Regions from separate parts of the Homo sapiens genome. Here region 2 is linked to region 1. Evidence: read pairs that join two places in POLR2A ChIA-PET (ENCODE). Cell type or tissue: PC-9. All regions are shown on one strand. Each heading gives the region's core, and the rest is flanking DNA. Links, peaks and the distances in the headings are about the cores only.

What was found. ChIA-PET counts read pairs that join two places held together with the same protein. Peaks named below come from ENCODE experiments on the same cell type or tissue, not always from the same donor. Only the 100,000 strongest peaks of a DNase experiment are listed, where the experiment ranks them.
Region 2: POLR2A ChIA-PET joins it to region 1 with 7 read pairs; 2 of 35 experiments call an interaction of 5 or more read pairs at or near these places.

What each region holds. Positions count from the first base shown.
Region 1 is chr10:70,713,115-70,718,495 of GRCh38, forward strand. All of the region lies in intron 4 of ADAMTS14 (ADAM metallopeptidase with thrombospondin type 1 motif 14), which reads left to right. Among named protein-coding and RNA genes, the nearest start is that of ADAMTS14, 43 kb to the left of the region's middle. In PC-9, for the core only: no CTCF peak of the experiment used is centred there; a DNase peak (open chromatin) is centred at 2,957; H3K27ac peaks cover 730 bases.
Region 2 is chr10:70,825,129-70,830,509 of GRCh38, forward strand. All of the region lies in intron 2 of SGPL1 (sphingosine-1-phosphate lyase 1), which reads left to right. Among named protein-coding and RNA genes, the nearest start is that of SGPL1, 12 kb to the left of the region's middle. In PC-9, for the core only: no CTCF peak of the experiment used is centred there; DNase peaks (open chromatin) are centred at 2,503 and 4,033; H3K4me3 peaks cover 1,573 bases; H3K27ac peaks cover 3,174 bases.

The sequences.
Region 1 (5,381 bases), core at 134-5,133:
CTCTTTCAGAGGTACCCTGGGGGACCTCCATGAATTCTGTTGCTTGGCTTCTTAACTCTTGGTTGGACTGAGGTGTCGGCAGGTTCTGGAGGGTGGATCAGGCTTGCTGGAGCCCTGCTCCCCAGCTGGCTTCACTGCCAGCCTTGGCTAACATCCATTCATTTGTTCAGAGCTGGGTGCTGTGCTACCTCTGTGGGCCCTCTGTGGGATGAGGTATTGGGTGGGGTGGGGTGGGGGTCAGGGTTCTTGTGGTTGCAGGTGACAGATCCAGCTCACACTAGCTGAAGCCAAAGAGGGGTGTATTGGCAGGGAGCTGCTGACATGCCCACAGAGCCAGTGGGGCAGGAGCCCCAGGGGCCACAGGATGAGGGCTTCAGGCCCATTAGGGCACCGTCCCCTACTCTGCTGGCCTGTGCTTGTCAGTGGAACCCAGCAGCAGATGGGCTTTCTCCCATGATGGGAAACAGGAACAACCCAGGTCCTCACACTTAGGACCCAAATGCCAAAGGTCTCTTTCTTGCCCTCCTAGGGAAGACTGGCTAGGGTGGGACATGAGGCTATCCCTGTATTAATTGCTGTGACTAGAAGGTTGGTTTGGGTCTGCTGGGTCACAGCTTGCCGCTGTGTATGGGGGTGAGTTGGAGCAGGACCTGTGCCCAGAAGGCAAGCAGCAAAGCATGCGGACAGGAAGAATGGCTTCCACAGTGGGGGACACAAAAGGAAGAGAAAACACAGTCCCTGCCCTCTGAGCTTATACTGCTGTGTGTCTGCAGACCACTGCACAAGATATAATTGCAAGCTGGGTGCCGTGACTCACACCTATAATCCTAGCACTTTGGGAGTCCAAGACAGGAGGATTGCTTGAGGCCAGGAGTTCAAGACAAGCCTGGGCATAGCAAGTCCCCATTTCTACAAAAAAATTTAAAAAATTAGCCAAGCAAGGTGGTGCACACCTGTAGTCCCAGCTACTCAGGAGGTTGAGGTGGGAGGATCGCTGGAGCCCAGGAGTTCAAGGCTGCAGTGAGCTATGATTGTGCCGCTGCACTCCACCCTGGCCAACAGAATAAGACCCTGTCTCTAGAATTAAAAAAAAAGAATATCATTGTAGAAATTATTAGTATTGTTTTTGAGCAACCACTGGGAGCCAGACTCTTTGTAGACTCGACCTCATTTATTTAAGTCTCCCCATAACCCTGTGAGAGGTCTGAGTAGCCTCAATGTCCTTACATAGAAACTGGCGTGCAGAGACAGGCTGTAACTTGCTAGTCTGCCCTCTGGTAGGCCGTGGGGCTGGGATCTGAGCACCACTGTGTCCACTCCAGAGCTCACCCTCTTCCCCAGGCCTGGTGCCAGCTGGTGCTGTCCGTGGCTGGTGACCCAGCTGTTATGGTAGAAAAACTTTTCTCCACCCTCTTATGTTCAGTACTGGAGGGCTTGTGAGTTAAACTGAAAGAGATGGACTGGCAGGAGAAAAGAGTTGATTTGCCAGTTCCTTGTATATAGGGGTGCTCCATGATGAGTACCTCAAAGGGGTGGTGAAAACTGGGGGTTTGGCCAGGTACAGTGGCTCACGCATGTAATCCAGTACTTTGGGAGGCTGAGGCAGGTGTATCACCTAAGGTCAGGAGTTTGAGACCAGCCTGACCAATATGGCGAAACCCCGTCTTTACTAAAAATACAAAAATTAGCTGGGTGTGGTGGTGCGCCTGTAGTTCCAGCTGCTCGGGAGGCTGAGGCAGGAGAATTGCTTGAACCTGGGAGGCGGAGGTTGCAGTGAGCCGAGATCGGGCCATTGCACTCCAGCCTGGGCCACAGAGGGAGACTGCAGTCTCAAAAAAAAAAAAAAAAAAAAAAAAAAGAAACAAAACCTGGGGGCTTATATTCTTAGCTTAATAGGGAGAGAAAGGGGAAGGGAGAAAGGTTTCTTTAGGAAAGACAAGTGGGTTTTTAGGAGAACTAACGGGAGATGAAGTTTGTGATAATGCTTACTTAAGCAGGGTCAAGTGGTATTTCTGTCTTTATGACCGTGAAATTCCCTTAAGGGGATTTCTGACAACCTCTTTTCCCAGATGCTGCTGCTTTTAAGGAAAGCTGAGAAGGCTTCTTTCTGCATCTGTTGGCTTTCAGATGTCTTCAGCTTACACTGATCTGTATCCTAATGCTGGGGTTCCAAATGGGCCCTCACACAGGCTGGGAACAGGACCCCAGGAGAGGGAGTGCTTGTATGCATGTATGTCCTGGAGGGGCCATGACCTGTGCCAGCTCCTACAGTCTCTGCTTGGTGAGGGGCTCCACATGCATGGTTTCTGGGCACTGTGTGCCCTCAGCGAGGCCCCTTCCAGACCCACTGAGTGGCCTGGTCTGAGCCCCTGATAAGGGCTCTAAGAGGGTCAGCTCAAATGATGGGGGTGAGGGTGGAGGGGATACTCTTTGGGGCTATGGGAAAAACAATGAAACCCACTGCTGAGGTGGAGAGCTGAAGGCAGCGAAGTTTGGAAGGTAGTGGGGAGAGTAGATGGGAGCTTGTTCCCCAAGCAGAATTTGGGAGCTTCCCTTGGAAACCAGAAGAGGTCTTTTGATGGGCTATAAGTGAGATGTTTCTTTCTATTGGGCAAAGTGTACTTTTGAAACTTGGCATTCCAGGGCTGGCCTGGCCTGAAACGTGATGCATTCAGAAGGGGGTAGGAAGCCCTCCAATCTGGAGTTATAAGAGACCACGTGGATGGTGGCAGGAGTGGGTGGGAAGTTCTCTCTGAGCCCTTGATGTTCATGATGTGGAGGCCAGCTGCCCACTTATCCTTCTCTGGTGTTCCCCTGACGTCCCTAGGACTTTACTGTTGGAGGAAGGCAGGCTCAGTAACCCATTCTAACCTTCTTGGCCAAATTAACACATTCTGACTTTTGACCCTTGACCTCTGACTCATGCATGACTCAAAGCTGTGGCCGGGGAACATTGTCAGTTTCCACTGAAGACTGGGCCCCGAGGGCCTGCCTTGGTGACTGCTGTTTGGATAGTCTTGGTCCTACCTTCCTTCTCCCCACAATCTGCCAGAAAGTGGGTGAGGAGAGAGGAGAGTAATGATCTTCCCAGAGGTTCTGGAAGGCCGCTAGAGGCTAGGTCTTCTGCTCACTGCTGGGTTGCCCTGTGAATGTGGGAACAGAAAGGGCCTGCGATGGGTGAGGGGCACAGCTGAGGCAGAGCTTCCCCTGAGGGAAGCCCAGTTCCTCTTGGGGAGAGAGGCTCACAGCATTGAGATGGACTGCGGCTTAAAGGAGCCATGACCTTGCAGACCTGCTGCTGCCATCGCGGGTACATGGGCGGTGTGGGGTTCTGGCTTCCCCCGAACAGGTGCAGAGGACGGACAGTCAAACTTCCCAGCAAGGGAAGGAGAGCAGATGGGGACCGACAGTCTGCCTCCCTGGGGACCAGCAGCTCATCCTGTCCATTGTGTGGAAGCTTTTATTTGGCTGGGATGCTTGACGCTCGAATTGCCTTAGGGGATTTCCATGGGGCCAGTAATAACAGCTTGCCTTTGCATTCCCCTTGGAACACCTGTCTGCTGTGACCATTTCTGATCCTGATTTCCGGGGCCAGGTCTGGGCTGGCGGGACCAGAGGGAGGAGATCTGGTTCCTGGGATGGATGGTCCCATTGTGCTCTCAACCCAGGGAGGAGGGGGCAGAAGCCATTAGTGAAGCACCCAAAGTTATCTGACAAGGCCCTGGGCACTGCTGTCAGGGGCAGCTGGAGGGACAGTCTGGGTGGCCCTGCCTCCTATATGTCTTTTGCATTGACCTGGGGAGGTGCTATGGATATTCCTGCAGCTTCAGATGATGCGACCGGGCTCCCCGCTCAGCCTTGTCGCACACGCTGCTGGGCGCTGTCTTTTTCTGTGCCTGTTTGCACATCTATACTGGGTCATCTTCCTTAAGACTTCTTCAAATCTCAGGACTAGAGAACCATTTGAGCACTTTGAAGCATAAAGGGGTAGTTGTTTTCAGCATTTAGTGAGTACGTGTTGTGTGCCTTGTATCACAGACAGACTCCCATCGTGGAAGTTTTGGTCTGGCTGCAAAAACAAGCCTTAGTCCTATGGAATAATCAGGGAACCACTGAGAATGGTACCAGTACCAAGGAGCTTAGAGGGGGTGCTGTCCCTGTGGGGTTGTGGAGAGAGGAGGGCTGTCTACAGGGGCTCATTGCTGAGCCTGCCCTGGGGGAGAGGGCAATTTGGAGAGGGGAGGGCATGTGGGCCAGGGCGGCAGACAGCACAGCAAGGTTGTGGGGGTAGGGTTGAGGAAGGAGACCCAAGTGTGTGGCAACAGGTGACAGAAGCCTGCAGAGACCTCCCTGGCATCTAGGTGTGGCGGGATGGCTGGCAAGGCAGCAGTATGGACTGTGGCGTAAAGAAGAGGCATGAGAACAGCTCCCCGTGGTGGCATCCAAGGTGGATCTGCAGGTTCCCAGGGTCCTCTCCTGGCCCAGGGGTGATGGACCAGTTCTCTGGGGCGAGGACCTCTTTGGACATGGGGATATTGGGGAACCTCCTAGGGCCTGGAACTGGAGCACAGGGAGGGTGAGAAGAGAGACAGAGAGGCCCTTTCATCATTTCCTTCCAGCCAGGTTGCAGCCAGAAGCTTCCAGTCTGTTTCCTCTAGAAACCCTCTTGGCAGCCAGCCTGTCTGGATGATAGGTGCCTGGTCCACCTCCACTCCCCACCCTGCCCCACCTGGCTGACAATACATAGATGTTGGGGTGGTTGCCGGGACAACACTGGCTAGCACCTCTGCCAATTGTAGGGTCCTACCAGCTCTGACCTGCCTCAGAGCCCCTTTCTGAGCCTGGGGCCTGCTCAGATGGCCTGTATAGAAGAGCTTGGTGCCTGTTTTAGACCTGGGAGGTTTTGGCGCAGTTGGCTGTCAGATCAGGGCCTTGGTGGCCTCAGCCTGGAAGGGTGGCATTTTGTTTGTTTGCCCTTGACATGCATTACACATCCATCATAAAGCCTGGTTTGGAACACCACAAAAACTGCTTTCCTGCTGACGGAGAGTGTGGCTTTGCCAGACATTCTCCTTTTGGGTAGATGAAACTCTAAGGAGCTCATCCTCCTTGACACGAAGCAGACAATCCTCTTCTTTCCTCTCTTTTTGGTCTTTTTCTCTTCTTTTATGTCTCTTCCCCAAAACTGCTTTTGTGAAAAGTAAAAAAACTCATTCACTGTAAAGCAGTAGTTCTTTTTAAAGTTTATTTTATTTATTATATTTATTTTATTTAAAAGTTATTTTATTTTTTTGAGACGGAGTTTCACTGTTGCCCAGGCTGGAGTGCAGTGGTGCGATCTCGGCTCACTGCAACCTCCGTCTCGCAGGTTCAAGTGATTC
Region 2 (5,381 bases), core at 90-5,089, 110 kb after region 1:
AGGAAGGGAGTAGTTTCTGGAACTTTGAGAGAGTTGAGATGAAGGAGAAGGTAACCTGTAGGAATGCCAGCCAGTGACCCAGTAGGAAAGGCATCAAGGGGAATAAATACTTCAAACTCTTTTGCTACCCTCTGATCTCCTGCTGTAGCCTCCCATTGGTCTAATACAACTGGAAACCAGAGGTTAAGGAGTCTGGTTGATTTAATTCAGAGGGTGGAATCCGGAGGCACATAGCCGAGCTGGAAAATGCTGGATGGAGGATCTGGAGGAGGAGATCATCTGGAGGGGAGAACATCCAGCATGCTGGAGTTGAGAGGTCTAGTTTGTCTTAAAAGGCACAAATGAGGAGATAATTCTTGAACAGAATCTTGAAGGTGGATAGCATATGGATTATAGAAAGGGAATGTTCCCACTGATTTTAACAGGATAGATTCAGAGGCACACAGTTGCCACAGCTTTGGCAAGCCCAAAGCTGCTTTGTTCCAGTAGTAGCCTTAGAATCTTAATTGCCTGGAGGGCCTTTAAAAGTACTGCAGTCCAGCTTTCTTGCTGCCTAGGAATCCCTCTACAATGCCCTGTCAGGAGTGAGTGCTACATACTTTCTCAGGGGGTTCTTTCCACTGTTGGACAGCTTTAATTTTTAGAAAATTTTTCATGTGTCCAGATCACTGAATGCATCAGCTAGAATTAGGTTTGAGTGTATATAACAGAAAAACCTAAAGTAATAGAGATTTTTTAAAAGACATAAATATATTTCTTTAAGAGAAAACTGGCCTGGCGCGGTGGCTCACGCCTGTAATCCCAACACTTTGGGAGGCCGAAATGGGCGGATCACTTGAAGCCAGAAGTCAAGATCAGCCTGGGCAATGTGGTGAAACCCCGTCTTTACTAAAAATACAAAAATTAGCCGGGTGTGGTGGTGGGTGCCTGTAATCAATCCCAGCTACTCAGGAGGCTGAGGCATGAGAATCGCTTGAACGCGGGAGGTGGAGGTTGCAGTGAGCCAAGGTCACACTACCGCACTCCAGCCTGGACGACAGAGTGAGACTCTCTCAAAAAAATTACAACACAGTACAATACAATACAACACAACACAACAATACAATACAATACAGTACTACAGTACAATACAATACAATGCAATGCCAGTACAATTCCATTCCATTCCATTCATTCCCATTCCATTCCATGCCGATAAGGCCATTCCTGAGTCTTTGAGGTGCCAGGCTGCTTCTGTCTGTCATTCCGCTATCAGTAGTGCATCCCCTCCTGGGCCAGGGTAGCTGCCTGGGGTTCTACCTGTCAGGTTCATGTTTCATTCATGAAGAGGAAGAGGAAACGGAAAAAGAAGGGCTTGCCCTCCATTTTAATTAAAAATTATTTTGGAATTTATTATACGTGCAGAAGAGTATAGAAAGCACATATCTACATTTTAATGAACAATAATAAAACAACGATACCAGATTAGGATATAAACCATTTATCTCTAACTCTACGCTTCACCCTGTTACAAATATTTCCTTTCTTCCCCTCTATGGATAACCCCATCCTGACTTTTATAATTATTCCCTTGCCTTTTTAAAAATAGTTTTAACCACCTGTGTATGCATCCTAAGTTTAGTTTGTTTTTTTTTAAACTTGATGTAAATGGATGCATATGTATTTTTATTTTTGTGATTTTCCTGTGTTGCTCAGTATTCATGCGATCCATGTTATTGCATGTAGTTTAAGTTCATTCATTTTTATTGCTGTATATATAGTATTTTATTGTGTGACTAAACTGCAGTTATTTATCCATTTGACTTATAATTCACATTTGGGTTGTTTCCAATTTGAGGCTTTTTCAAACATTGCTGTTATGAGCGTTCTTATATAACAAGTGATCACAAGTGCAAGAGTTTTTCTGGGATTTGTGCCTAGGAGTGGAATTGCTGATTGTAAAGGCATACATGCCTAACTTCACTAGATATTGCTAAACTTTTCTGAAGAGGCCAATACAATTTATACCACTATCAACAATATATGAGAGTTATTTCCACCCAACTTGGCAAACCTGATATTTATAAAGCTTATTTTTTGACAATCTGGTAAGCAGATAAATGTAATTGTAATTTCCGTATGCATTTCCTGATAACTGATGTGGTTAAGTACCCTTTTCAATGTTTACCAACCACTTGGATTTTCTGTTTTGTGGCTGCCTCTTCAAGTCATATGCCTTATCAGTTATTTCTCCTTTTTAGTTCTATTATTAATAGATTTTGCTGTATATTTGCTGAGATTTTGTTACTAGGTGCATTCAGATTTAAAATTGTTACATCTTGTAAGTTGAGCTTTTCATATAATTTGCTTTTTGACATAATATAGCTACATCAGCTTTTTGTCATGAAATAGGAAACTTCAAATGTATGATAAATGAATGAGTTGCCTGTTAGTATAGGCAGAAACTGCAGAACAATCCTAGCCCATTATTCAGGCTTTATGTATCAGCGATTTGTTCTGTTATCCCATAAAGTGAATGAGTCATTTTTGAGTTTAAAAAAATCATAGGGCTTTTTTTTTGAGGTCCAATTTGCATACAGTAAAGGGCACAAATCTTAATTATCCAGGTCAGTAAATATTTATGTATGAATATACTTCCAGATCAAGATATTAAACATTTCCAGCACTCCAGCCAGCTTCTTAATGTCCCTCCCAGTTGATACCTACCAAAGGTTTTGCTTAGTTTTGCTGATTTTGAACTTTACATAAAGTGGAAACATACAGTATATTCTCTTTTGTGAGTGGCCTTTTTGCTCAACATTGTGTTTGTGAGATTCAGTCATGTTCTTAGGTAGCATTAGTTTTTCTTTCTTATTGCTGTGTAGTGTTACAATGTATAACTATATTATAACTAATTTGTTCTGTAGTTGTAGAACATTTATGTTTCTAGTTTTTTGGCTATTGTGAATGACACTGCTGCCTTCTTGAACATGTCTTGGTAAACATAAAATGTAGAGTTGCTGTGTGGTAACGTGTACTGCCAAACAGATTTCCAAAGTGGTTGTACTAATTTACGCTACCAGAGTTTTAATATATAACTTCTTGATTTAGCTTTGGGCAGCAAATGTTAAATTTCTGTCATCTGCATACCACACATGGAGAAGAGCACTGAGAACTCTTTCCTGAAGTTGTATAGGCACTTTTATTTTATTTTTTATTTTTATTTTTTTCGGAGACAGGGTTTCACCCTGTTGCCCAGGCAGGAGTGCGGTGGTGCGATCATGGCTTCCTGCAGCCTTGAACTCTGGGTCTCTAACCATCCTCATTGAGAAGCCTCGGCTTCCTAAAGTGCTGCGATTATGGGTGTGAGCCACTGTACCCAGCCTGTACAAGCAATTCTAAAATGTGAAATGCCCTTCCTTTTCTGTAATTTCCCCAGAGAGTAAAGCCTACTGCATTCTTGTTTATCTAGTCTGTAAATGTTAATACACAATTGATGGGAACAAAGCAACCTTAGTTCTTTTTGAGTATGAAAAGGACCCTGTTAAGGGCAGAATTTAAAATATTTGTAGTAGTTAATTCTCAGGTTAAAATCATAATCTTCTAGAATGCTTTAGATTCTAAGTGGCTATTGTAGTAACACTTTATACTCAATATTGGGGGACCATGTTTTTTGGAGGCTTTCACTGAAGCATTTAATTCCATTCTTTTGAATTCGTTTTGACAGATGGGTCTAAAAAGGAATAGATCAATTCTGTATTGAATTCCAGTCTTAATGGCACCGAGTCTTTGAGACAATTGAGGCAAATTGGAAATTCTGTTTTCACATTCTTCTGAAAGGGGATGCCTTTCAGAAGTGTCCTGAAGGGCGCTGGGGAGGGCAAATATGAGGATGCCAGGGTAAGTCTGCTCCCTGTCTGGCTGTGTTGGGCCAGAGTGGAAGAAAGCCTAAGACTCTGTTACCCAGCCCTTTCTGAAAATGTTTTCAAATGCTTTCCCAACAATCACGACCACAAGAGTCAACAGTCTGTTTGGATGACTGAAAACACACAGGTTTACGATCTGTAAAGATAGTAGGTAAGTGATTTAATCTTGTTGTATAGGTAGGCCAGAGGGCACTCGCAGCCTTCTGATTGATTTAATAGATTGTTGAAGATTAAGAGTTGACTTAACATCTCTCTTAGAAAACTGAGAAATAGCTCATTACTAAGGTGTGTTTTATTACCACCGTCTGTAAGAAAATACAACATAGGCATGGGAATCAAACTACTTAAAGCCTCTTCCAGCTCCTTTGTGACTGGGAAGGTTACTTTTCCTTGTTGCTTATTGAAGAGAAAAGGAAAATGTTTATCATTGGATAATTCAGGTTCACTGAATATTTAATGAGTGTTTATTATCTGCAGTCATTTTCTTATTACCTTATCTCATTTAATATTCACAACAACCCTGTGAGTGGACGATGGTATCTTTTTTTTTTCTCCTGAACGTTTTGTTGAATTATCCCAATGGCTTCTATTTTTGCAGATGAGCAGAGTCCAGTTGCATAGAGGTTTAGTGTTGTGCCACACATCACACAGCTTCTAAGTGAGAGCTAAAATTAGAGCCGAAGGTTTTGATTACCAGTCCAGACTTTCTAGGACACCACAGCTGCCTTTCTGTAGAACAGATTAACATGACTCTCAGAGTCCGCAAGAGTAGTGGTGAGGTGTCAGTTCAGGGGAATACTCAAAGGTCACTGTCCTTTTCAGATATCTGGGTAGTTGCTACAGTATGTGCTTAGGAATTGCTGGATAAAAAAATATTCTTTAAAATCTCATCATTTTAGTCGTTAATAATTTATTATTATAACTCGTAAAAATATACCTTTAGGCAAGTTATTCTTAGGTAGTTATGGTTGCTTTCATTTGGAGTCCAGAGCTTTACTCTCTATTTCTGGAGTTGCAATTTCTGCTGTCCTTGGCCCATTTAAAAACTTTTTCAGAAGGCCTTTTAAATTTTATTTTTTTATTAAAAGAAAGCCTGTGAATCCAAAGAATCTTAGGTGGTTTCTTAGCTGAAGGGACATTTGGTGAACACAAATGGAACTGTTAGGTCATGATGCTTTTTTAAGTGTACAACTCTGGTGTTTTGTATATTCACAGTTGTGCAGCCATCCCCACGATCAATTTTAGGACATTTTCCAAAGAAACCCAGTACTCAGCAGTCACTTCCTTATTTCCTTCTCACCGGTCCTCAGCAACTACCAGTCTACTTTGTGTAGATTTGCTTAGTCAGGACACTTCATATAAATACAATCATACAGTAAATATGTGGTCTTTCCTGATTGACTTCCTGATTAACCATTCGTTTAATGGTTTCAAGGTTCATCCATGTTGTAGCATGGATCAGAACTGCACTCCTTT